Regions from separate parts of the Mus musculus genome. Here region 2 is linked to region 1. Evidence: chromatin loops called from intact Hi-C (ENCODE). Cell type or tissue: left cerebral cortex. All regions are shown on one strand. Links, peaks and the distances in the headings refer to the core of each region. The heading gives the core; the rest is flanking DNA. Region 1 holds the start of Klra4 (killer cell lectin-like receptor, subfamily A, member 4). Region 2 has its middle 14 kb from the start of Gm24072.

Region 1 (4,403 bases), core at 198-4,197:
TGGGTTTTCTAGAGCAGCAATAGCTCAAGGCTGTAGATGTGTCAGTTTCTCACTTTTGCTCATGTGCCCTCCCTATTCTATCCTTCCAAACACCTGCAATCTTAGAAAATCTAGCCTGTGTCTTAGAGAAGCTTCTGGAAGCTAAAATGCTCAAAAAAAGTCAACATAAAAAACAACCTTCTCTTGAAATCTACCCGGTTCTTCCAGTATTCTAGATTACAGTTACTCTAAACCTAAGAAGGAGGTGAACCAATCTTTATGACCACATGAAAACATAAGCTTAAAGTATCAGTCTTTTGATCATATCAATATGATAGGCAAAGACTGGAGTGCCCCCCCCAGTAATGTTTGATATTGAATGCAACTTACTATTCATTTGCCAGGTTATGATTAAAAACATTATTTGAAGCTTCAAATGGTGATTCATACATTTAATCCCAGAAACTGGGAGAAAGAATCATTCAATCTCTGTGATTTTTGAGGCCAACCTGTTTTATGTGGTAAACTCCAACCCAGATAGGGCTAAATAGTGAGGCCCTGTCTTGCACACAAGAAAACAAAATGCTATTTGTGTATCTTATTAAACCTTCACAGCAACCCTATAAAGAAACAGCACTTCTGATGTACTGTGGTGGAAGAATCTGTGAATGATGGGACTTACATGAAGTCACAAGTGCCTGGTTTGGTGTTTCCACTCATGATGCCCCAGCTGGCAGACTCATGCTTCATGGGAAACTAAAATCGATGCTCCTTTAAGTGTCAATTTTATCCATATTCCATGCATGAATTAATGATGTATTTGGAGTATAGGTTCATAGTGTCCTTAAGTCATTCAGCTGACTTCTTCAGAGTCTTTTCTGAGAAAAGCTGAGACAGCACAAGCATCTGCCTGCACAGGGACACTGTGACCACTTTGTTCAGCACTGCTGCTTCTCCACCCCCCTTCCCATATCCTCTGTGTGTATGTGTGTATATGTATGTGCGTGTGCGTGTGCATGTGTGTGTGTGTGTGTGTGTGTGTGTGTGTGTGTAGTTTATAAATGGAATGATTCCCCGAGAATTAAGGGTTACAGACAAAAGTGACTATCTGGAGGTGTTATGGAATCATTCACACTGCATCCACAGAACTTTTATTACACTGTTGAGATGATGTAAAGTCTGTCATCTGTTTCAATGAAGGTCAGGTACATGATAATGGCAGACTTAAGTGGTAACTCATACATATTTGTGTTAAAGTATCAAAAACTGGAATTTGAATTGTTTTAGTGGGTAAAAGCACTACAGCATAGCCTGATGACAGCCAAAAAAATTGTTTCATTGAATTCTCTGTAGAAGAAAAGAGCTAACCCCAAAGGTATTCCTCTGTATACCACATGGCTTGTATGCACTCAAGCATTTGTAAGCATACACACATGAAACAATAATGATCAATATAAAAGTTCTTTTCGTACATCTATAAAAATAAACAATTTAAGGAGACAGACCTTGGTCATATAAGAAACAGGCAACACTGTCTATTGATAAGCACATGAATAGTTTATGAACTGGGAGAAAAGAAAATGGAGGTGGAGTGAAAGAAAGACCTAAAGAAGCCACTGAGTAGGTATAATTCAAGGCTGGCTGAAATTTAGTTTAGTAATGGAAGAGAAAAGCAGGTGGTCCCCTCCTACCTATTCTATTAGGCATCAGGCTTGACAGTCTATCTTCAGTTCCTCTTCTAGTCTTGAGCCATCCACAATTTCCCAGTGCATGGTTAATCACTGTCTCTTGAGTTAAAAAACAATTTAAAATGTTCTCATGAAAAACAAGCCAGCCAGTTGGAAAACCTACAATCAAATGAAAATAAAGTTTTTTGAAAGTTGTGAACATATTTAAAATTGGTGTACTCATAGCAATAGACTATTGAAATCAAATAGTCTTTAACTTCCTCTATCTATTCTGTTATTATCATTGATTGTGTTACTATCATTGTCATTTTTACTATTATTGTTGTTATTATGATTACTCTGTTGTATGAGGTCAAGACTCTGTACATGCCCTACCCTGAACCATACCCTCAATCCCAGTGAAGTGTCTAATGTATCTAGCATGTGAATCATCACTAGAATGTGCAACCTCAGTAGAAATGTTTGCACAGCAAGGGCTTTCAAAGAAGGTCTACTGATGCAAAATCCAGCTTTCACCTTAAACGGAATAAATGATAGTGTGTTCTGGAAATATTTTAAGAGATCATGGTTCCATGTTCAAATGTAGAAGCAGTTTCATAAAGTTTTGAGGTTTTTAAGAATATAGAAAATCATAAATATATCATACAATTTTATTATGCATTTGTTCGTACATCAGAGAGGTAATAACAGAAAGATTAGAAAAGATTTTCCACAGGTCATCAGAAGACACTCTAAGCCTTCAGGTAAATGGATATTAATAGTCAGATGTGTTCATAGATTTCATGAAGTTTTTATTTACTAATCAAAGGATGTTAGTTCTGACACAGGTTACTTAAAGGGCTAGAGCTAGCCGCTGGTAAGATAAATAGTCCCTAGACCCATAGCATGACATCAAACTCGCCTTTATGTACTTTAAATCAGCTGATTGAAACACCTTCTTAGCAGGAATTCTCATCACAAACCCAATGACAAAATTCACAGAAGAAAAATCACCTCATCTCATCTCTAAAAATCAGTTGTGAATATTTTCATCCTAACTGATAGATTGTAAATGAAGTAGATATCATGTGATAATCTATATCACGGATCTTAAAATATGTATCTCTTTGAATCCCATGACTTCATGTATAAAATATCTTTCTTAGTATTTTCTAAAGACGGGAAAGAGTAAGGATAGAGGACTGTGAGTGTGAGAGCAGCTTGTGATACATAGGAAGGTACAACTATCTCAAAACAACCACTACCACCACCACCACCACCACCACAAAAACAAACCAAAAAACAAAACATCAGAAGAAAACCAAAATGAAGCATGAGTCTATAGCCCAGGGATAAAGTATTTGCTGAGCATGCTCATTGTCTTAGATTTGATACCCCAGTACCATGAAAATATCAGCAGTAAACCTCTTTATATGGAATGACATCACTGTTCACAGTCTATATTACCTATGATTAAAAATCTAGAAGCATGTACAGGCAGACTTTACCAGTGGAAATGTGCTTTAAAGGCATTTCTAATACACACTAAGATGCAATTAGCATGATTCAACATCAAAACATTAATATAAAAAATAGCAACATAATAGAAGATTTCCAAAAGTCGAATAAAAAATTGTGAGCAGACAAGTTTTAAGTCCATCTTTTTCCCAATGGTTTTGCTAAAGACACAGGTTTTGCTCTCTGTGCAGGAATGCTCATCTTTTCTGTCTTCAAATATCATATATAGTCATTTCTTTTGCAGCATCTGGCAAAATATTTTGCTTCTTTCCCTTGCCTTCAGACTCAGCTTTCAAAAGCAATTTCCTCTTTTTGATTTGGTCAAGAGGAGGGGCAGAAAACCATGAGATTGAGTGTTGCTCAGAGGAAATTTAGTTCTGCCTTTCTTCTTGGAGCCTCTAAGGGGATACACACCAGAAAAGGCCCACATTACCCCAACAGGGACATCCATTCCTTCTACCCACCTCACTTCAGGTAGAGTCACAGGTAACAATAGTTGCTTTTATTGTTTTTCTATCAAATGTTCAAATAAACTCTAGAGAATTTCATATGGTGTGACGTGAGAGGATGATTGATAGGAGCCCTTTTGGCTGTGTTATATCAGGTTAAATCTGGCAGCATGTGAAAACTGTTATTCTGCACTGGTTATTTTCTTTCAGAGTATGTGGGAACTTGTGCGCTAAGAAATCAAGGTAGAGGAATCTATGGAGTTCATGTCTCTTTAACTGGATTACATGTTTATATATTACCTTTTTGAAAGATGTGATAATAGTATCCAGGTGAAGTGTATAAATGTACTGCCTAACGAATACCTGAGTTTAATCCCTGTAAATAAAAGGAAAGTGGAGTAGGAGAACTCACTTTGAAAATGTGTCTTCTGGACACATGCACATTGACTTGTGCACACCCAACCTAAGAGCAATATTAATAAATAACTATTTGGAAAAGAACTCTGTAATTGAAGGATGTCTTTTGTCAAGAAATAAGACAAATAGTGAATCACTTCAGTAAACTTCATAAATTAAAAAAAAAAATAGAAAAAAAAGCTATCACACATGCAGCTTGTATTTACTATCTGCTGTCTCTTAGCTCAGTTATTAATGTAAGAGTAATGCCAGTTACAATTTTTTACTCTTTACTAATACATTGATACCTATTATCAGATTTTATCTTTTTGGGGCATTAGACCATGTATGCTGCATAGTGAAATTTTTTTTCATATAACTTCCTCTTGCAACA
Region 2 (4,403 bases), core at 236-4,235, 240 kb before region 1:
AGAACCATATACATGCAGACTTTACCAGTGGAAATGTGCCTTAAAGGCATTTCTAATAAACACTAGGATGCATTATCATGATTCAAAATCAAAAAATAAATATAAAATAGCAACATAATAGAAGATTTCCAAAAGTCGATTAAAAAATTGTGAGCAGACAAGTTTAAGTCCATCTTTTTCCCAATGGTTTTGCGAAAGACACAGGTTTTGCTCTCTGTGCAGGAATGCTAGTCTTTTCTGCCTTCAAATATCATGTATAGACATTTCTTTTGCAGCATCTGGCAAAATATTTTGCTTCTTTCCCTTGCCTTCAGACTCAGCTTTCAAAAGCAATTTCCTCTTTTTGATTTGGTCAAGAGGAGGGGCAGAAAACCATGAGATTGAGTGTTGCTCAGAGGAAATTTAGTTCTGCCTTTCTTCTTGGAGCCTCTAAGGGGATACAGACCAGGAAAGACCCACATTACCCCAACAGGGACATCCATTCCTTCTACCCACCTCACTTCAGCTAGAGTCACAGGTAACAATAGCTGCTTTTATTGTTTTTCTATCAAATGTTCAAATAAACTCTAGAGAATTTCATATGGTGTGACTTGAGAGCAGGATTGATGGGAGCCCTTTTGGCTGTGTTATATCAGGTTAAATCTGGCAGCATGTGAAAACTGTTATTCTGCACTGGTGATTTTCTTTCAGAGTATGTGGGAACTTGTGCGCTAAGAAATCAAGGTAGAGGAATCTATGGAGTTCATGACTCTTTAACTGGATTACATGTTTATATATTACCTATTTGAAAGATGTGATAATAGTATCCTGGTAAAGTGTGTCAGCGTGTAAATGTACTGCCTACTGAATAGCTGAGTTTGATCCCTGTAAATCAAAGAGAAGTAGAGTGGGAGAACTCACTTTGAAAATGTGTCTTTTGGACACATGCACATTGGCCTGTGCACACCCAAACTAAGAGCAATATTAATAAATAACCATGTGGAAAATGATTCTCAAATTGAAGGATGTCTTTTGTCAAGAAATAAGTCAAATGGTGAATCACTTCAGAAAACTTCATAAATTAAAAAATAGAAAAGAATGCTATTACAAGCGCAGCTTGTCTTTACTATCTGCTGGTTCTTAGCTCATTTATTAATGTAAGGGTAATGCCAATTACAATTGTTTACTCTTTGCTAATACATTGATATCTATTATCAGATTGTATCTTTTATGGGCATTAGATCATGTATGCTGCATAGTGAATTTTTTTTTCATATAACTTCCTCTTGCAACATTAGGTATGAGTTTGTTTTATGTGACATGACTGTGTAGATTTAAGATTGAAAAGTTGTATTGTATCCTCTATGCCTTTTTCTATTGCTCATGGGACCCCACTGGCAAAGTTCCCTTTCTACTTTCCTGGTTGCTTCAGTTACTAAAGATAACAAATCATTTCTGAAGACTTTGAGCCAGAAGCCTCAGATTGCCTTGCTTGGCCTGAATTATCCCACTCAGTAGGATCTTTTTGAATCCACTTACCTAGTCCAAGCATGGAGATGAATGTGTAGACTGTGGCCTGGTGGAGACGTTGGACATCTCAGCTGGCTGGGGCTTCAAACCAAGAGATATTTATGTGTCTTGAGTTACCTGCAGTAATGTCTGGAAAACTATGAGAGTCGTGTATTTAAAAAGGCTGAAATATCATTTATTATTATTTGTTTATCAAATGTGTAAATAATTTTAAAGCAACATTTTTTATTTATTCCTAAATCATTGACTCTGTTATTTGAAGAGATTGTTTATTTTTTTTCAATGATTTTCAGTGGTAGCACTTTTACCTAACATTTTTATGTGCTGAATATTTTGATCAAACAGGCTGTGTCCATAAGTATATTGCCATAGAAGTAAATTTTAATTCTTCCGTATTTCCTAGAAATTGCTGTTACTATTAGAAATATAATCGGTCATCAGTGGAAAGAGAGGTCCATTGGTCATGCAAACTTTATATGCCTCAGCACAGGGGAACACTAGGGCCAAGAAGTGGGAGTGAGTGCGTAGGGGCGTGGGGGATAGGAGGGTATGGGGGACTTTTGGAATAACACTGGAAATGTAAATGAAGAAAATACCTAATTAAAAAAAAGGAAAACAAAGACACGAAATATAAACAATTTTAACTCAAATCGGCAAATGTTTCTCACATGTAATGGAAATCGAGGTCAGTCCATGTTGCAGTGTTTGGATGATTAAGGAGTAAATCAAACCCCACCCTTTCCCAACCTTCTGTATCATCAGATCCAGGTGCATTCCAATAGGTTGGCACTTTAATGTTTTCTTTAGAAATCACTCAAGGACATATTTTAAAAGAAAACATACTCTACATCCTCCCAAGATGAGTGAGCAGGAGGTCACTTTCTCAGCTGTGAGATTCCATAAGTCTTCAGGGTTGCAGAACCGGGTGAGGCTTGAGGAGACAGGGAAGCCTCGAAAAGCTGGCCTCAGAGGTAAGTGCCTTAAGTGTCTAAAAACACTTTTTAAAAAATTGTACTTTAAATTTTTAGCAATTTAAAAATATTCCACTACCTTTTTTTTTTTTTTTTTGAAATGTATAGTGTTCCATTTCATCTGGGATTAGTTATGCATAAGGGTGAGAGAGAAGAAAAGAGTGTTAGTTGGAGGGTAATTAGCTACAAAATTGGTCAAAATTAAGATGAAAAAATAAAGCAATCAAGTTTTAAAATTAAAAAAAAAACAGAAAGAAAAATATAACCTTTCTGGTTTTTAGATGATTATTGGTAAGGGAATAAATCATATATACTGAGTAGAATAATGGGAATCTGAAAAAAAAATGAAATTACTTGAGAATCAAGGATAGATTAAACCATTAGGACACTAGTAGTAGTAGTAGTAGTAGTAGTAGTAGTAGTAGTAGTAGTAGTAGTAGTAGTATTTAGTCTAGTCAAGAAGAATTCTGAAATCTTTAAAGCTAACATAAAAACTAGTGTTTAAAAAACCATGAAATGTTTTAGAGAAATGAACTCCTAAGGACATGAAGCATTTATGCATTAGAAACAACACTTTAATCTGGCAGTGGTGGTCCATGCCTTTAATCCTAACAGTTGGGAGACAGAGGGAGGTTGATTTCTAAGATTGAGGCCAGCCTGGTCTACAGAGTGAGTTCCTGGATACCCAGGGCTACACAGAGAAACCCTATCTTGAAACCTTCCCCTAACCCCACCAGAAAAAAAAAAGATAAAAGAAAAGAAAAGAAAAGAAGAGAAGAGAAGAGAAGAGAAGAGAAGAGAAGAGAAGAGAAAAGAAAAGAAAAGAAAAGAAAAGAAAAGAAAAGAAAAGAAAAGAAAAGAAAAGAAAAGAAAAGAAAAGAAACAATACTCTCATGCAAGAAGAAAGTGGTTTTTTGGTTTGGTTTGGTTTTGGTTGTTTTTTTTTTTTTTTTTTTTTTTGAGACAGGGTTTCTCTGTATCGCCTGGCTGTCATGGAATTCACTCTTGTAGAACAGGCTAGCCTTAGGACTCAGAAATCCCCCTGTCTCTGCCTCCCAAGTGCTGGGATTAAAGGCATGAGCCACCACGCCAGCCTAAGAAGAAAGTGTTTTAATTGTTATTAACATCCAAACTTTCAACCTAACAGACAAACTAGGTTCTGAAAAGGCAAACAAAATCCTAAGGAAATGAAGCATATGCATTAGAAACAATGCTTTTATTCTTGAGGAAAGTATTTTAATAGTCATAAATATCAAAATATTTAATGTAACTAAGCAAAAACTGTTGTCAGAACAGAAGAGGAAGTTTCTTCCTGAGAATAAAGTTGCAGATGAAGAGAGAGGGGATAAGAGGATTAGTCTGTGTTGGAATGAGCAAACCCCAGTTTGAGTTCCCAAAAATATCAAGAATCATTTTGTTTATTACTGAAACTGAGGTAATGTCAAATTTTATCCATTTTAGTTGCTCTATACACATTGCCATAGCTGTGCTCCAAGATGAAATCTTTTTCTTTTTTGATATAATGGTAAACAAAGGCATGAGTTTCAGATTCTAAATGCCTTAGATACACCAAAATATTTAGTATTTAGTAGTTAGTAGTTGGACTACATGCCCTTGCTTGATATCTTATACTTGGATAGTATCCATACCTTGAGTGCCTTCTGTAGAATGCACTTTTGTTCCTATAGAATTGGGTGAGGGCACATGCCTGTCATCTAGCTCCTTCTAAGCTGGGTCAGGAGGATTCATTGTACAAGGCCAAGGCCTGGTTCAAAATTTTCTGAAACTTCATATTTGTAGGTTTTCTAGAGTCTGTATATTTTAGGTCAAAATCTGCAATTTTGAGTGTATTTTTTAGTCAGTTCATATGATAGACTTGTGCAAAATTTTCCCTTGTTTCCATGCTACACAAATTGTAATTTT

Evidence for each region. A loop is a pair of places that touch in the nucleus more often than their neighbours do. Peaks named below come from ENCODE experiments on the same cell type or tissue, not always from the same donor. Only the 100,000 strongest peaks of a DNase experiment are listed, where the experiment ranks them.
Region 2: it touches region 1 in a loop (17-fold over the local background); 12 of 42 quality-filtered maps call a loop at or near these places.

Annotation. Positions count from the first base shown.
Region 1 is chr6:130,066,414-130,070,816 of GRCm38, reverse strand. It overlaps Klra4 (killer cell lectin-like receptor, subfamily A, member 4), which reads left to right and starts at 3,546. Exons shown (of 7, transcript NM_001252577.1): 1 at 3,546-3,638. In left cerebral cortex, for the core only: no CTCF peak of the experiment used is centred there; no DNase peak of the experiment used is centred there.
Region 2 is chr6:130,304,393-130,308,795 of GRCm38, reverse strand. It overlaps the pseudogene Klra13-ps. Among named protein-coding and RNA genes, the nearest start is that of Gm24072, 14 kb to the left of the region's middle. In left cerebral cortex, for the core only: no CTCF peak of the experiment used is centred there; no DNase peak of the experiment used is centred there.